Regions from separate parts of the Homo sapiens genome. Here region 1 is linked to region 2. A link is an interaction called in ENCODE POLR2A ChIA-PET data of the cell type or tissue named here. Cell type or tissue: GM12878. All regions are shown on one strand.

What was found. ChIA-PET counts read pairs that join two places held together with the same protein. Peaks named below come from ENCODE experiments on the same cell type or tissue, not always from the same donor. Only the 100,000 strongest peaks of a DNase experiment are listed, where the experiment ranks them.
Region 1: POLR2A ChIA-PET joins it to region 2 with 5 read pairs; 2 of 35 experiments call an interaction of 5 or more read pairs at or near these places.

Annotation. Positions count from the first base shown.
Region 1 is chr6:16,362,925-16,370,924 of GRCh38, reverse strand. All of the region lies in intron 6 of ATXN1 (ataxin 1), which reads left to right. Among named protein-coding and RNA genes, the nearest start is that of GMPR, 130 kb to the right of the region's middle. In GM12878, no CTCF peak of the experiment used is centred here; no DNase peak of the experiment used is centred here.
Region 2 is chr6:16,574,007-16,582,006 of GRCh38, reverse strand. All of the region lies in intron 4 of ATXN1 (ataxin 1), which reads left to right. Among named protein-coding and RNA genes, the nearest start is that of ATXN1-AS1, 180 kb to the left of the region's middle. In GM12878, no CTCF peak of the experiment used is centred here; a DNase peak (open chromatin) is centred at 4,976.

The sequences.
Region 1 (8,000 bases), 210 kb after region 2:
ATTAATATTTAGCTCCATTAATTTATGTGTCCAAATTCCTTACCATTTGCCAAGTGCTTTTGGATTTTACAGTTAGTTACAAACTGTAGTTTAAGGTTTTTCTGGCTTTACTTCATTCTTCCTTTAACTAGCTTTAAAAAACTAGTTTATAATTCTAGTTACAATACAATGTTAAGTGAAAGAACTGATTCAAAATTATATATTCAGAATTATTCTAACTTTGTAAACATGCATAGATATATGTGAGCTTTAAAAAAGAAAATTATATATATATGCCAAAATACAATCAAAATGTAAATAGTGGATATATCATGTTGGAGATATTAGGAGCAGTTTTATATTTTTTAAGTTTTCTGTGTTTCCACATATGATCACACTTTATTTTTATATCAGAAAAAAGCTATCTTAGTTGTGCATTGTACATTAGAAATATTAGTTTTGAAGATAACCTAAACACAAGTTTTTATTTCTTCTGTCACAGTTGCCTCTTTTCTTAAAATCGTGTTTGCCAGTTTCTTTCACGACACTGCAAACAATTTTAGTAGCTTCAGTTCTTTGATAAATCTGTAGCTTTTAGATCTTTGATTACTATTAGCAAAGAAAAGATAGACCCAAATGAAAAACAGTTGCATTTTTGAAATATGTCCGGCGGGGGTTGATGTGGAAAGAACAATTCCTCTCAACTCCAGGGTCAAAGCAGCAGCCCTGCCAGGCTCTGTCGGGGTCGCCTGGAGAACATCACTTAACTTTCTACATCAGTTCCTGCTTCTGGACATTATAACATTCATGATATCCACCTCATGCAGGATTCCTGGGAGGAGCAGATCAGATCATAATGTGTGTGAAGGGGCTTTGAACGACAGTCACCACATTATTACCACCATAAGCATTATTTCCATTTCAAAAATGGTAGAGGAGGGAAGATGCAGATGTTCTCTTTATGTTGGCTCGGCACCAGGCACGTCCAGGTTGTGCTGCTTTACCCTCCAGCATGAAGAGTTAGAAGGTAAATATCGATATTGCTTTTCATAACTAATAGCTTCATAGTTCATGTCAGGTGATTTCTTGGCTTCCGTTAGCATTTCAGAGACCATTATACACAGCAGCCATCCTCTGCAGAGCTGGAGAAAACTCATTTTTCAAGGCAAATAGTCCCAAGTCAGGGTTCAGTCCTGGTGGAATGAAATAAAGAAGGAGAGTTTATCTTTAAGGTAAGCTAGCATTTAAGTAGATGTTGGATATTATCAGAGATGCTTATGAGGGGCAGAGAGCATTGAAGACTTATACCCTTTGCACATCTTTAAATGCCTGTAAGTGCTTACCAGGAGCCAAGAGCGAACGGGTGGCTGCGTGCAAATGCTAGAGGTTAACCCCTGTCCATGGGCATTTACCGCATGAGTAAAAATTTATTGCAGAGTTCAGGACTGTGATTCTGCTGCTCATTTCTGTAGCGTATTTCTTTATCTGAAAGGATGCCCATTGTCCTTTCTAGCTTTTTGGGCCATAACCGTGAGGGAAGGCCCAAAGGAAGAACCTCTGTTGGAGATCAGGTTTATTCATCCATGTGGGTGGAGGTACGAAGGAGGGAAGAACCTCTGTTGGATATCGGGTTTCTTTGTCTGTGTGGGTTGGAGACTAGTAGAATAGGGGAAACCACATACTGCCCATTCCTCCAGGATCATTTTCCATTTGGATATTTAGAAAGCAACAAGAGAGGAGTTTTAGAAGACAAGGTAGATGATTTCAAGTTACTTTAACATAGAGGAAGAAAGTTTCCTTCTATTTTTAATGGCTAGTGCATGATTTGTGGGAGTGAAGATTGGGAGGGGGCACGGACGAACACCAGGAAGAGGCGGTTAATTTATTGGTCCCCATTAATTGAATTTAATAAGTGAGTTTTGTCAGTTTAGCAATATCCATTAGTTTCAGAGAGTGTTTCAGTATTATTCTGTAAAAGCATCCAGGGATATATTTTACAGCTACAGCATAGATTATCTTGCACACATATTGAAGTAAAGATACCTTTCAACATTCCAGATACTGACTTTTCACCCAAATTTGAAAATCTCCATTTAGCACTTTCTAAAATACCAGTGAAAATTAATATAGTTTTGTAGATTTATGTACTAAGATGCAGATTAAGACATGTGGAATCTAATGAACATAGCAGGAAAAGAAAATTTTCTCAAGTCTGTTCATTACTATTCCTCATCACATTTTTTATTATTTAATAGCTTATTCCTTGAATATGTGTGACTTGGGATTAGATGTGCCAGTTGGAAGACCTCAGAGGTTCAGAAATTCACAGACATGTGAAATATAAAACCGTATTCATTTAGCAGATACTGATAGGCATATAAAATAGAACCTTCATCATCTATCTTTAGAAAAAGAAGATTAAACAGAAGTGTAATTAATTTGCCAACTCTGCTTCCCGATTGAGACATTTATCAAAGTTGATCTTTAATCATTAGTTTCCTAATCTGTAAAATGAAGTCTATTATGACCTCTAAGGTCTATTTGTAACAGTTAGGATTAGGTTCAGTTCCATATCACCAAAAAAAAAAAAAAAAAAAAAAAAGAAGAAGAAGTCAAGCCAAAGAAATAGACATTTATTTTTCTCTCACATAAAAGTGGTTTTGAGAGGTAAGCAGTCCAGGGTGATTATGGTCACTGCACAGGCTCAGAAACATTGTCACCTTTCTATTCTGCCATGCTGTAGTATATTTCTTTTCTTTTCTTTCTTTTTTTTTTTGAGACAGATTCTTGCTCTGTCTCCCAGGCTGGAGTGCAGTGGCATGATTTCAGCTCACTGCAACCTCTTCCTCTTGGGTTCGAGCAATTGTCCTGCCTCAGGCTCCCGAGTAACTGGGACTACAGGTGCGCACCAACATGTCTGGCTAATTTTTATGTATTTTTTAGTAGAGACAGGGTTTCACATGTTGGCCAAGCTGGTCTCGAACTCCTGACCTCAAGTGATGCACCCGCCTCAGCCTATGTCTCACATACAAGATGGCTGCATAGCTCTAGCCTTTAACATTACCATTCCAGAAAGCAGAAAGGAGGAAGAGACGAAGGACCTACCCCCTTTCCAAAGACACTTGCCAGAGGAACCATACCACATTTTTGTTTACTTCATGTCAACAAGAATTTAGTCTAGGCATACCTAGCTGCAAGGCTAGGCATACCTTCTTGCAAGTCTAGGCATACCTTCTTGCAAGGCAAGAAGAAGATCAGGTCATTCAGTTGGGCAGCAATGTGTCTACCTCAAAACCAAGGTTTCTACTTCTAAGGAAAAGAAGGAAAGTGGGATATTGGGGTAAGCAACAATTATCCACAGGTTTTGAGCTCAAAAAGCCGTGATCGCATGTTTCTGGGAAAATTTGACCTATACAATCGAGTCTGAATGTGTGCTGGGTGTGTACAAATCAGACAACTTCAACTGTGAGCCTTCATTAGCTCTCCCCTTTATCTAGACTTAGGATTGTATTTCCAGGCATAGGTCAGAATCTTTACACTGATTGTGTGTGTGTCTGTATGTGTGTGTGTGTGTGTGTGTGTGAGAGAGAGAGAGAGAGAGAGAGAGAGAGAAACAGAATCTTGGCTGCAAGATGTGCTGAATATAAACACAATAACTTAGCAATTTATAACTGCCCCTTTCCCATCTCTGCCCCCTCCCCAGTATCAGCATACGCAGTGTTACCCCCACACTATCAATATGTCAATGATTAATAGCAACTGGCAAATGTGTGCTTTCCATGAGACTTGTATGCAAGGTTACTCGGGTTCACAGAGGCTGCTAATAACAGCAGCACTATTGAATTATGCTATGTGTCTGTGTCTGTTAAGACAGGTCGGAGGACAGGGGAGGAAACTTCCCCCAGGGTAATTGAGAGACAAAGTCACTAAAAGCTACAGATCTCCAGTTTGGGCTCTATGCATGAGATTGTTCTTAAAAGTCAAAGAAATATAAAAGGAAATTGCACATTTGTAATTTTTTTAAGTTCCCCATTTCATAGCTCATTAAAACCAGGACTTTAATATTCTGGGTCAGAACCCCCATTGGATATTTTTGTGAACATGTAACATGTGGGTTGATTAGAGGTTTGGGCCTGTTTTTTTCTTTTTCTTTTTTTTTTTTTTTCAGACAGAGTCTCACTCTGTCACCCAGGCTGGAGTGTAGTGGTGTAGTCTCGGCTCACTGCAACCTCCACCTCCCGGGTTCAAGTGATTCTCCTGTCTCAGCCTCCCGAGTAGCTGGGATTACAGGTGCCCGCCATCATGCCCGGCTAATTTTTGTATTTTTAATAGAGAAGGGGTTTCAATATGTTGGCTAGTCTGGTCTCCAACACCTGACCTCAAGTGATCCACCTGCCTCGGCCTCCCAAAGTGCTGGGATTACAGGCATGAGCCACCGTGCCCAGCCTGGCCTATTTTATTTCATGCATATATAGTTTAAGTGTCTCTGAGATTCTTGATCAACTAACAAAATCCAAGAGGCCCTTTTGTTATATTCTAAATTCATTCCTGCTTCTGATTGTTGCAAAGGGGTCAGCGGATAGGGTGCCAGAGCCAGAAGTTAGCTAGGTGGCAGGTTCTGAATTAATGTGGTATTCTGGGTAATATAATGTCATTTCCTAGGGAACTGCCAGCATCTAGCTGACCTCCAAGAGGACAAGTGGTCAGGAAGGTGGAGATAGTATTAGAACTGTTATTATTGTTGTTGTTTTTAACAAGCAGACCTGTCATGAAACTTGCCATAGAGGTCCCCTTTTCCATATATCACCAAAGCCTCATAGGTAAGAAAAGGTAAACATCCAAGATTGTTTCTTTAAAGATTGCTGTTGGGCAGACCAAGATTTAGCCACAAAAATAAACATAATCTCTGATGCTGAGAAGAGATCAGAATGAGTTGAAACACAGGGGAAAAAAGAAGTAAGCAGAAAAAAATTTTACAATAGTAGATATGGGGATTAGATAGATAGACGGCTATATAGATATATAGGACTCTGAATAGACCCATTACAGGCAGGCATGTAAGTGGAAATGATTAATATATAGATGTAGACACAGGTAATTCTATATAAATGTGGAAGAGCAGCAGGAAGTTTCTACAGCTGGGAAGGAAAAGGTAATTTTTTAAAAATGAGGTCATTACAGGTTGTTTGGGTCCAGGCAGATTCCCATTGTCCTCCCTAAACACTGCTTGTAAACAGTTTTGGGACTGAATGCACCCTTTGACTGTAGTCTATGCTTTACATTGACTAGAACTGACAAACAGATGAAAAGTAAAATAATGTTTCTAGAGATTTTCTATTTGGTTATGTCATTTTTTTCCATGGACACATCTGGCTAAAGCCAAGGGGTGTTAAGCCCCCAAATGTCATTTGAATGTTCTTACAGTATGAAGAAGAGGAAGAAGAAACACTTTGAAAACCAATAATTCGGCCAGGCGCAGTGGCTCAATGCCTGTAATCCCAGCACTTTGGGAGGCCAATGTGGGTGGATCACCTGAGGTCAGGAGTTCGAGACCAGCCTGGCCAACATGGTGAAACCCCATCTCTACTAAAAATACAAAAAGTTAGGCAGGCGTGGTGATGCGTGCCTGCAGTCCCAGCTACTCAGGAGGCTGAGGCAGAAGAATCACTTGAACTTGGGAGGCAGAGGTTGCAGTAAGCCAAGGTTGCACCACTGCACTCCAGCCTGGGCAACAGAGTGAGACTTTGTCTCAATAAGAAAAAAAAGAAAACCGGTAATTCTGTTTTGGAACTCCTTGCTCTGCTATGGCACATGTATACATATGTAACAAACGTGCACATTGTGCATATGTACCCTAGAACTTAAAGTGTAATAAAATATATATATATATGAAAAAAGAAAAAGAAAACAACAGTGCTGATTGAGGTGTCACACTTTTGCTGGTTGTCTCTCCTGGGTATACCTCTAGCTTATCACCGCCATTCTGGGAAGACAGGAGCAACTGCCTTTTAGCTGTAGTCACCACTCATTTCCCTGTTAGCCCCTTGTGGACTGGAAGCTCCTTGAAGGAGACAAGGCACCAAGTCACATTTTACTTCATATCCCACCACCATGATGTGCCTGGCACGTAAATGTTGAATAATCTGAACGAGTGGATCCCTGAACAGTTTAATAAAATGGGGTTTAAGGAGACTGTGACATTCATGAATAGCATCACATCCAGGCTTATTTCTATGGCTTTCTATTGGGCTCAATGCCTGGGTCCCTGGCACATGAGAAACAAGTATCCTTGAGCAGTAGGGGAACCATACCTTATTCTTACCACCTCAAAATATCTAGAACTGGCTGGGTGCGGTGGCTCATGCCTGTAATCCCAGCACATTGGGAGGCTGAGGCGGGCAGATCACGAGGTCAGGAGATCGAGACCATCCTGGCTAACACAGTGAAACCCTATCTCTACTAAAAATACAAAAAATTAGCCAGGCGTGGTGGCGGGTGCCTGTAGTCCCAGATACTCGGGAGGCTGAGGCAGGAGAATGGTGTGAACGTGGAGGCGGAGCTTGCAGTGAGCTGAGATCGCGCCACTGCACTCCAGCCTGGCGACAGAACGAGCCTCCATCTCCAAAAAAAAAAAATCTAGAACCTCAGCATGAAGCCATTTTTAAAATGGTGCCCTATACTTAGTCAAATTCAGGCAATTCAGTTTGGGGAATTATTTTCTGTAAATGAGGTGCTCTGAATCAGAGTTCTGACTCCAGCTTTACTGGCTGCCTAAGTGCCATGGTTTAGTGTAATGAAAATACAGTGGGGGGTCCTTAAGGCATCATTCAGGGTCTACCTTTAAGCGACTCCAGCTCTTGAACTTAATGAACTGGACACTTTCAAGTTCTGAACATGGTAAATAAAAGCCAGCACCTGCTGCCAAAATACCTTGTCTCATAATCAAAATCATTTCTAGAGCCAGCGGAACATGGATTCCCTGAGAAATTCCCACTGACTCAGCAATTTTAGGTTGGGATTTTATTTTAGAGTCACTTAACGAAAAGATTTCACCTAGTGGCATGGCCCCAATATTTATCAGGTAACTCTGGCCCCATCTCAGCAGACTGACTGATTCAATCATCTTACCCTTTACTGGGGATGAAACGAAATGCTTACTAACTCACTCCTGACCCCACCTGCCACTCCAAGTCATTCCAGCAAACAAATCCGTAATAGATTGCTGAGAGGGGGAAGATAGGTGAAATTGGAGAATACACTAAAAATCAACTAGTTTTAAACGGTACGGGTGGGAGCCATGCCCCCTCTGTACTGGTCCACTTTATAAATCCCAGAGGGAACTCATTCTATGCTTGAAGGAAAACTTTGCCTTGTTCTTTGGTTAGATTGTGCTGAACAGATCAATTCATGTCAAAGAGCATCAACTTTTCTTATTTATGCCATGGCTTCCATACCACATCACACTTTATTTACTCTTAGTGGAACCTTGAATCAATGATCAATTTTGTTTTGTCCTTCAGTGGAGTATCAGACACCAGGACAACCTGGTCAGCAAATATTCTGAAGTCCTCAGCAGTTATTACTAGACAGGATATTAGCATATGGCACATCATGGAATTAATTTATGTAACACATACTTAGCATGCACCTATCAAATATGTATCAGGCACAGTGCCACGGCCTTAGGATGGAGAAGAAAAAACATAGTTCTTGCTCTCAGAGAGCTTAGATCTAGAAGTTGATAGATGCTGTTTTCCAAGTTTCTCCACTTGTATTTCTGAAACTGTGAACAGCCAACTGACATGTAGTAAGCAATCATTTTTCCAGAAAAAGTCTGTTGGGGTGAAATAACATGATAAGGGATCTGAGAAAAGTAGGCAGGGTAGGGATGGCAATGGGGAAGATTCCGTTATAAAGGAACAGCATACATATAGATTATATCGCTGTATATTTGTGTCTGTGAAGCACCTCATTTAATTAGATGGTATCATGGCAACTAGAAGAGTGCTTACTTAAATGAG
Region 2 (8,000 bases):
AGATCATCGGGCTACTCATCTCTCAATTTAGGTAATGTAAATGATGCATCTTATTGACAATCCATATCCTTAAGAAATTGTGAAATGAGTCTTTTACTTTTTATAACTCTACAAACATGTTAGAAAGATGGATGTCACCGTGTCTTTATCACAGTATGGTGATTTTTCTTAACCACCCAAAGGAAGAATCGAGGTGCACCAGAACACGTGTACCTTGTTCTCTTATTAACCATATCCTTTTTCTTACTTTACCCACTATAATTCACCTCAGAGAGTGAGATTAATTATATAATTAATCCTACCTTTTGTGCACATGCATAATTAACTTTATTTAGTTCACTTTAAACAGATTTTAGGTTCCAGATCTAAATAATAGCCCCTCCATTTGTCACATCTTGACCTCTTTACTATTTGGTACCCTTCCACTCAGCATTGTTTGTGGGATTGTGGTTCTTCTTACCTTCCTCCCTCCATTCCTGGGTGCTTTTAGTGGTCTCTTAAATAACAGGCTCTGCTCAGAGATTTCTTTTATCTCCTTAGGCCTTGACCTGCATTTGGTAAAGGCTGCATTTTTAGCTTCGGATTTACTGTCTTTGACGAACCTTTTTCTCTATTGTATCCCTCCCTGGTCAGCTGCTCTCTTCGGGCCCTCAAACATCCACCACGTACTCTACCCAGATGTTTTCTTCTTTCTTTAACATGTCCAGTTGAGTTGCCCATATCATCCCCTACTCCCCATCCACACACCCACCCAGCACACACACACACACACACACGCGCGCACACACACACACACACACACACACACACAGTGCATTCTCGAACATGGGGTCTTTTCCCCTTCAGGCACCGTATGTAACCCACCCCGCCCCTCAGCTCTTAGGAAATGTTTCCTTTATCCTACAGAAACACAAAAAGAAAAACTGTAGGGTTGTGAGTCCCTCTCAACCCTTCGACTACATCTATATCATAAGGTTGAAAATGAAATGAAAAAGGTTGAAATGTACATTTCTAAGGTTAAGAAAATCCTACTGATATTAAGTATTTAAAACACAGACTTCCCCAAAATTTATCTTTCAGCATAAATATGCCCTTCCCTTTTCTCCCACCCTTCCTTCAATCTGTAGATAGCCTCCATAATTCATAGCCAGTTTGGGTAAAGGCATTATTTTGAGACATTTAATGATTTTTTTAGGAAAAGCGAAAAAATGTAGGGTCAAAGATTCAAGAGTATATTGTGTTTTATATGTAGGCGTAGCTTTTAAACTATTTTGGATACTTTAAAGTTTTAAAATAACTTACCAGGCTTCTTTATGAAGCATTTTATTCTTTGAAAGTTTTATAAATAATATGATTTCTGGTGTCAGTATGGAAACATTCACATAGTTGTAATAACTCTCATGAAATAAGGTAGACTATTCCATCATCTGTGTTTACTCTTAAAACACATTAGAAAATGGTTGATATCAAAGCTTACAATTTTGTCTTTCTTATTGCTACCCTAAAGCAGACTGCTGCACAGACCTTCCCCTGCTACACTAATGCTGCTTTCAATGTTGGCAAACCATACTACTCAAAGTGCGGGCAAAACTCGAGGTAGAAATCCAACTTTCATACAGCTTTATCAAAATGACAGTATTCTATGGTACTTTTCAAATCACTATTTTTTTCTCTTAGAGGTTATCAAATGAAATGAAGCATTTAAATATGTTTTCTAAATTCAGGAATGTGAGATAGGAGAGCTTTTGACATTATAGGATTCAGCGGTGGAAGAGAAAATGAACATCCAGTTCCCTTTCTCCCTAACTCAAGATCTGTGCTCCCTGAATATCATTAGTGCTTCTCATTTCATCAGTGTTCAAATAGTGAATCATTCATTCACTGATTGTTGAAACAACTGTTATAAGATTTGGAAATAATATACAGAACATCTTGGAAGTACTTTTTTTTTATTAGCAAGAAGCAGCTATATGCCAAAAGTATTAAGAAGGATCATCTCTTCAGAATAAGTGAGAAGTATATCACTGGTAATTTTTTAGATTTTTGCTGAATGTTTTAGTAAAATTTGGGAAGGTAGTTTTTTTTTGAGTTGGCAATTATATGCTGTCCCTCTTGTTTTCTCTTCCAAAATAATCATTCTTCTCTCTCTCTCTCTCTCTAAAATGGGAGCCACAGAGCCACTGTCAGAATTGTATACATATAAACCTGAGAACATTGCCTGGCCTGGCACATAGTCAATGCTCAATAAACATTTCTTGCTACTGTATCTACTGTGTTCTGTTCCCCCTCTGTTCAACACCCTGTATTTTTTCCTGGTGGAGATTTTCCTGAGTACCTAAACAAATAAACATAGCCAAACAAAACAAGAATTCAGTGCTGATGCCGTGTGCTTTAGAAGCTGGGTCTGTGCTTGACTTGACTGACGGAGATGTGATACTCTGAGTGTGTCTGCAGATAAAGCCAAATTCAAAATTCAAGTGAAACGCCCTTGGACTTGGGAATGAATCGGCGGGTGGGGGGGGGGGGCTTTGACCAAGGTACTCAGTGACCCTGTGCTTCCAAGTTCTCCATCTGTAACATGAGTGGTTTGCTCTCAGAGGTTTCTTCCACCTCTAAAAATTACCATCATTTTGCAACCTTGATGCTTTAAGACTTTGAAGTCCCTGTGGAAAAGAACCTATGAAAAGCGGTCACTGTTTCTGTTTTCCCCGTGCATTTTAGTGGCTGCATAGAGTGTTTTTTGGTGTGTGTCTTCCATCTTGCTCAGGTGGAGCTAATGACCTCCTTCTCCAGGATAGACAATAAAACAAACCAAAACAAAAACACTCTGTTCATGCACAAAGGCAACCCTCTTCCAGATGCTTAACCCCTTAAATGAGTATTTCGATGACACAGAGGGATCATCACTTCACTTGCCACTGAAATACAGCCATCTCTGGAGTGAAATTTGGCAGCTGGGAAGTAGTCAAGCTGCAGTACTTATATGACAGTTTGGGGAAAAGGAGTGAGACAGAAATAGCAGATTCCAAAATAATCCCATTAAAACAGCAGGGAAAGTGGAATTGGGCAATAAGATGGGAGGATGGTTTGCCCCAAAGTCTGACTGTCCTGTTTAGACAATGCGGACTTCAGCCCCAGAAGCTCTAACTTGTGTCACTGCTGGAATATAGTGACCACAGTCAAGAATCCCCTACACACACCCCAAAAAGGGGGGCTTATCTAATGTCCCATTGATCTATCGTCTTGTGATTTTTTTTTTTTTCTCTTTTTCCTGCTACTCTAGTTATCAGGCTGTGCTGGCACATAAATGGATCTGTCTTTTTAAAGCTACCTCTTCCTTTTGCCCCCTGCATAAGATAGTGTTGTAGGTAAGCATGTTATAACATCAGAAAGTACTCAGCTGAGAAGGAGTGATGTTAAAGCACCCTTTGGGCTGGCTCTGGAAGGATGAACTGACTGACCAGAAAGGAAAACTCTTCTGTTTAATTCCAGGATCTTGGGAATAACAGTGACAGAGAAAGAAGATTCGAGAAGTAGATGTGGTTGAGTACAAATGTAGAACTCTTCAGATTTTCTGGAATGGGGTAGCCATTGTGATAAATATTAGGATATGAGCGTGGAAGTCGTAGTGGATAAATTTGAAAGCTACTCAGCAATATGTGCAGCAACAGTTTTTAAAAAGCAAAAGGAAGATTTGTCAACATAGTTAGAAATCCTCAGATCCTCAGATAATGGAACATCATATCTCTCAAAAGGAAGATTCCAGGGAATAAAGAAAGCAGATGATAAGGGAACCTGGGCATTTTAGTTTAACCAGAAAATAGAACGTTACCAAAAAATTTAGAGATTAAAGAGTCAGTTTCATTTAGAAGCACATAAAATGTTTATGTAATGAGCAGAATTTATAGAGTCTACTATTATAAAATAGAACCAAAAATGAATTCAAGAAAAATGTAATAAAATTAATGTAGTGGGAGAAAATGAAATACAATATCAGAAATTCTAGTTTTGAATCTCAGTTCTGCAACTTATCAGCTTTGTGACCTTAGGGAAATCACTCAAAATCTGAGGGTTTTTTCCGCATCTCTATAAAATAGAAATAATTATAATATCTGTCTCACAGGGGTATTGTGATGATCAAATGAGATAATGCATTGAAAATGTTTTGTAAATTGTAGAGCCCTCTACATATGCTATTTCTATAACTCTGCAATTTCTTATGGCATGGAGTGAGCTCTCAGAGACAGTAATCACATGTGGAAATAGCTTAGAGAAGCAGTCATATCAGAGGCAAAATCTATTGTATAAAAATTTAAAAATTCATATGAATTATTTTTTCTGCTTCTCATTTTTCTGGCTCAGAAATTCTTCTATGTTTACAGAATTTTTCCAAAAATATTCTGGTAAGCCCTGTAACAGAATTGTCCACTCTCTGTTAAGCGGTAAACCACATGATTTTTTTTCCTTTTTTTTTTTTTTTTTTGAGACAGAGTCTTGCTCTGTTGCCCAAGCTGGAGTGCAATGGCACGATCTCGGCTCACTGCAACCTCTGCCTCCCAGGTTCAAGCAATCCTTTTGCCTCAGCTTCCCAAGTAGCTGGGACTACAGGTGTGCGCCACTGCACCTGGCTAATTTTTGTATTTTTAGTAGAGATGGGGTTTCACTATGTTGGCTAGGCTGGTCTCGAACTCCTGGCCTCAGGTGATCCACCCTCCTCGGCCTCCCAAAGGGCTGGGATTGCAGGCATGAGCCACCGTGCCCGGCCAAACCACAAGATTTTATAGTAAATATTGCCTGTGAGTAAACCTTGAATAACAACATTAAAGCAGAAGACTGCTATCTTGTGTCATTTGATAATCCTAATTTAGGGAGGTCTGGGCAGAGAAAAGCGGGGTGTGTCTGTGGTCTGGGGACAAGAGTAATGTAAGTAGCATGCCACATGATGAAGACTGAAACGGAGACAGTGAAGCACGGTAAATCTTTACTGAGTGTGGGCTGGTGTGCTGAAGTTCCCTTTATGCATCAGCCCATCTGTCTCATTAGCTTCTCTCTTAATCACAGGCTCCATGAAGTGTCTACTTGTCTTTTTTTAGCTTTTTATGTCAATCTCCTATAAAAGCAAAAGGAAGTCAACTGGCCTTTATGCTGTTTGTGTATACTCCATGCATGCTCGGGGTGGGGCCAGCTGTATTTATAAATGCATGCTAACATGGGGGTTACTCTGTGTGCATAAGAGCTTATTTGTATGTGCATTCATGAATATGTGTACATTTGGGCAGATACACAAAGACACAACACATATGTGCCTCTGCTGTATGCTCTCTTACATGGAAAAGACACATTGACATTAATTAGAAAAGGTGATATGAAACAGTGAAAGTAAAATTCCTTTCGGCAGTATTTACTATTGTAATTAAAGTGCATGATGTAACATTATATGTGCAGGAGAATTTGCTTATTCATCCTTTAGAACAATAGTAGGAGTTACATATTAACAGGTTTAAGTGTCAATAAGTGTCTGAATACAGATTCTCTATTGTGTGCAGTTCTTGTAATAAGGCAGTGTATTTTCCTTGTGTCTTTGCTTGCTTGGAATTGAAAATGCTTTGGATGAAGAATGTTGCAGAGTGTAATTTGTGGCAGAAAATATGCCCCCACTGTTTGTTTATTATTCCTGAGGACATTTGCTGGGCTGAACTATCATATGTAGAAAAGAACAGCTTTGTTTGGAAAATACTGTAAGAGCAGTACAAGAAAATTGAATTAAGTAAAGAGACTTAGGGAGTCCATCTTTCTCTGATGATATTCCTTATTTGCTCTTCATTATTCCCTGTGAAGGAATAAAAACGATGAAATTGGATTTGAAGACTGGATTAAGACAAATGACTTTTCAGATTTTTTTTTTTTTACCTTAGCTGTTTCCAATTTTCCTAGAAAAGCACATAGTCACTATATAAAGAGTCTGAGTTTATTGCATTAAATCTTCCTAAATAGTGTGCCCTTGAGGTTTGATGTGGGGAATTAGTTTAGAAGATTCAGGGGCTTGGAGTACCTGCTAACTGTGTGATGGCGTGTGTCTCTAGAAATTTTATATGCCCATTGATTTTTATAGAGCAAGCAGTACAATAGAAGGGAAGCAGGATGCTGCTTGGTCTTAAGGAAGTCTTTCCTGCCTACCAATTGCCACACCCCTTTTTCTCCAGGTAGAGTTGACTATGTTTTCTTCTGGGCCATTGCTGTACTTGCCTAATACTTTTAATAAGGACTTGCAAATGTGCCTGTAGGTCTCTTCTAACTAGGCTGTAAACCACTCGGACAGAGGAATTGTTTTATTTCTTGTAACTCTAACACCTAACACAAGGCCCTCAAGATAACCTGTCAAATGAATGAACAGATGAGCTGAATACCCGCTGTGTGCCTGTTCTTGTCTTAAGACATGAGGGACAACCTGTAACACAGGACACAATGTGGCTGTGTCTGCTCTGAAATGGTAGAATATCTAGCTACAGCTTAGAATAACTGGGTAAGGAAATAAATGCTGGATTATAACCCAAAGAATAAAATATCCAACGAGTCCAATGAATAAATAAATAAGGGAAAAGGAATGACTCTTCCCTGCAGCAGAATTTCAGTTAATAAACAAACGAGGAAGGAAGCAGTATGAAAACATCATTAGAACTCATAGTAAGAATTGCCACGAGAAAGTCCCACCGATGGATGCATTAGATGGGCAGATGTGGATTAGATGGATTAGAATGAGCGGGCAAAAGTATATGCAGAAACAGGAAATTCGTAGAATTTTAAAATATCCCTACCCCAAACATTTAGTAATTACAAGGAGAAAAATAAAAGTTTACGGTGAAGAATCCTGGCAGACATCACCTTAACTGAGTGATCAAGGTTAATGTCACCAGTGATACATATTGACATCGTGTGTCCCACTGAGAAGGGCGTGTCATCTCTGATATCCTCCCTGAAAAGGCATAATCTCACTCTAATCAAGAAAAAAATAGCAAACTCAAATGGAAGGACATTCGAAAAAATAACTGACCCCTCCCCTTAAAATTGTCAAGGTCTTTAAGGATAAGGAAGGATTCAGGAACTGTCACAGATTAGCAGAAACTAAGAAATATGACCACATAAAATTCTAAGTATGATCCTGAAACAGGAAAAAAAAAAAAAAAGCCTGTTTGGTGCAAAAACTGGTGAAATCCTAATACACCCTACGGTTTGTTGAGTAGTCGTGACCCAGGTTAACTTTCTAGTTTTGATCGTGGTTCTATGGCTTTGTAAGCTGTTAATATAGGGGGAAACTGGGTGGAAGGTACAAGGGAGCTCTGTACTATTTTTGCCGCTTTCTGTAAATCTAAAATTATCTTCAAAAAAACCTAGTTGACACTTAGGTAGGCCGAGGTGGGCAGATCACTTGAGGTCAGGAGATCGAGACCAGACTGGCCAACATGGTGAAACCCCATCTCTACTGAAAATACAAAAATTAGGCCGGGTGCGGTGGCTCATGCCTGTAATCCCAACACTTTGGGAGGCCGAGGCGGGCGGATCACCTGAGGTCGGGAGTTCGAGACCACCCTGAGCAACATGGAGAAACCCCGTTTCTACTAAAAATACAAATAAAATTAGCTGGGCATGGTGGCGCATGCCTGTAATCCCAGCTACTCAAGAGGCTGAGGCAGGAGAAGCACTTGAACCCCGGAGGCAGAGGTTGCAGTGAGCCGAGATCGCGCCACTGCATGCCAGCCTGGGCGACAGAGCGAGACTCCGTCTCAAATAAATAAATAAATAAATAATACAAAAATTAGCTAGGCATGGTGGTGTGTACCTGTAATCCCAGCTACTTGGGAGGCTGAGGCAAGAGAATTGCTTGAACCTGGAAGGCAGAGGTTGCAGTGAGCTGAGATCCGGCCACTGCACTCCAGCCTGGGTGACAGAGTGAGACTCCATCAAAAAACAAAACAAAACAAAAAATCTAGTTCAGGGCACAA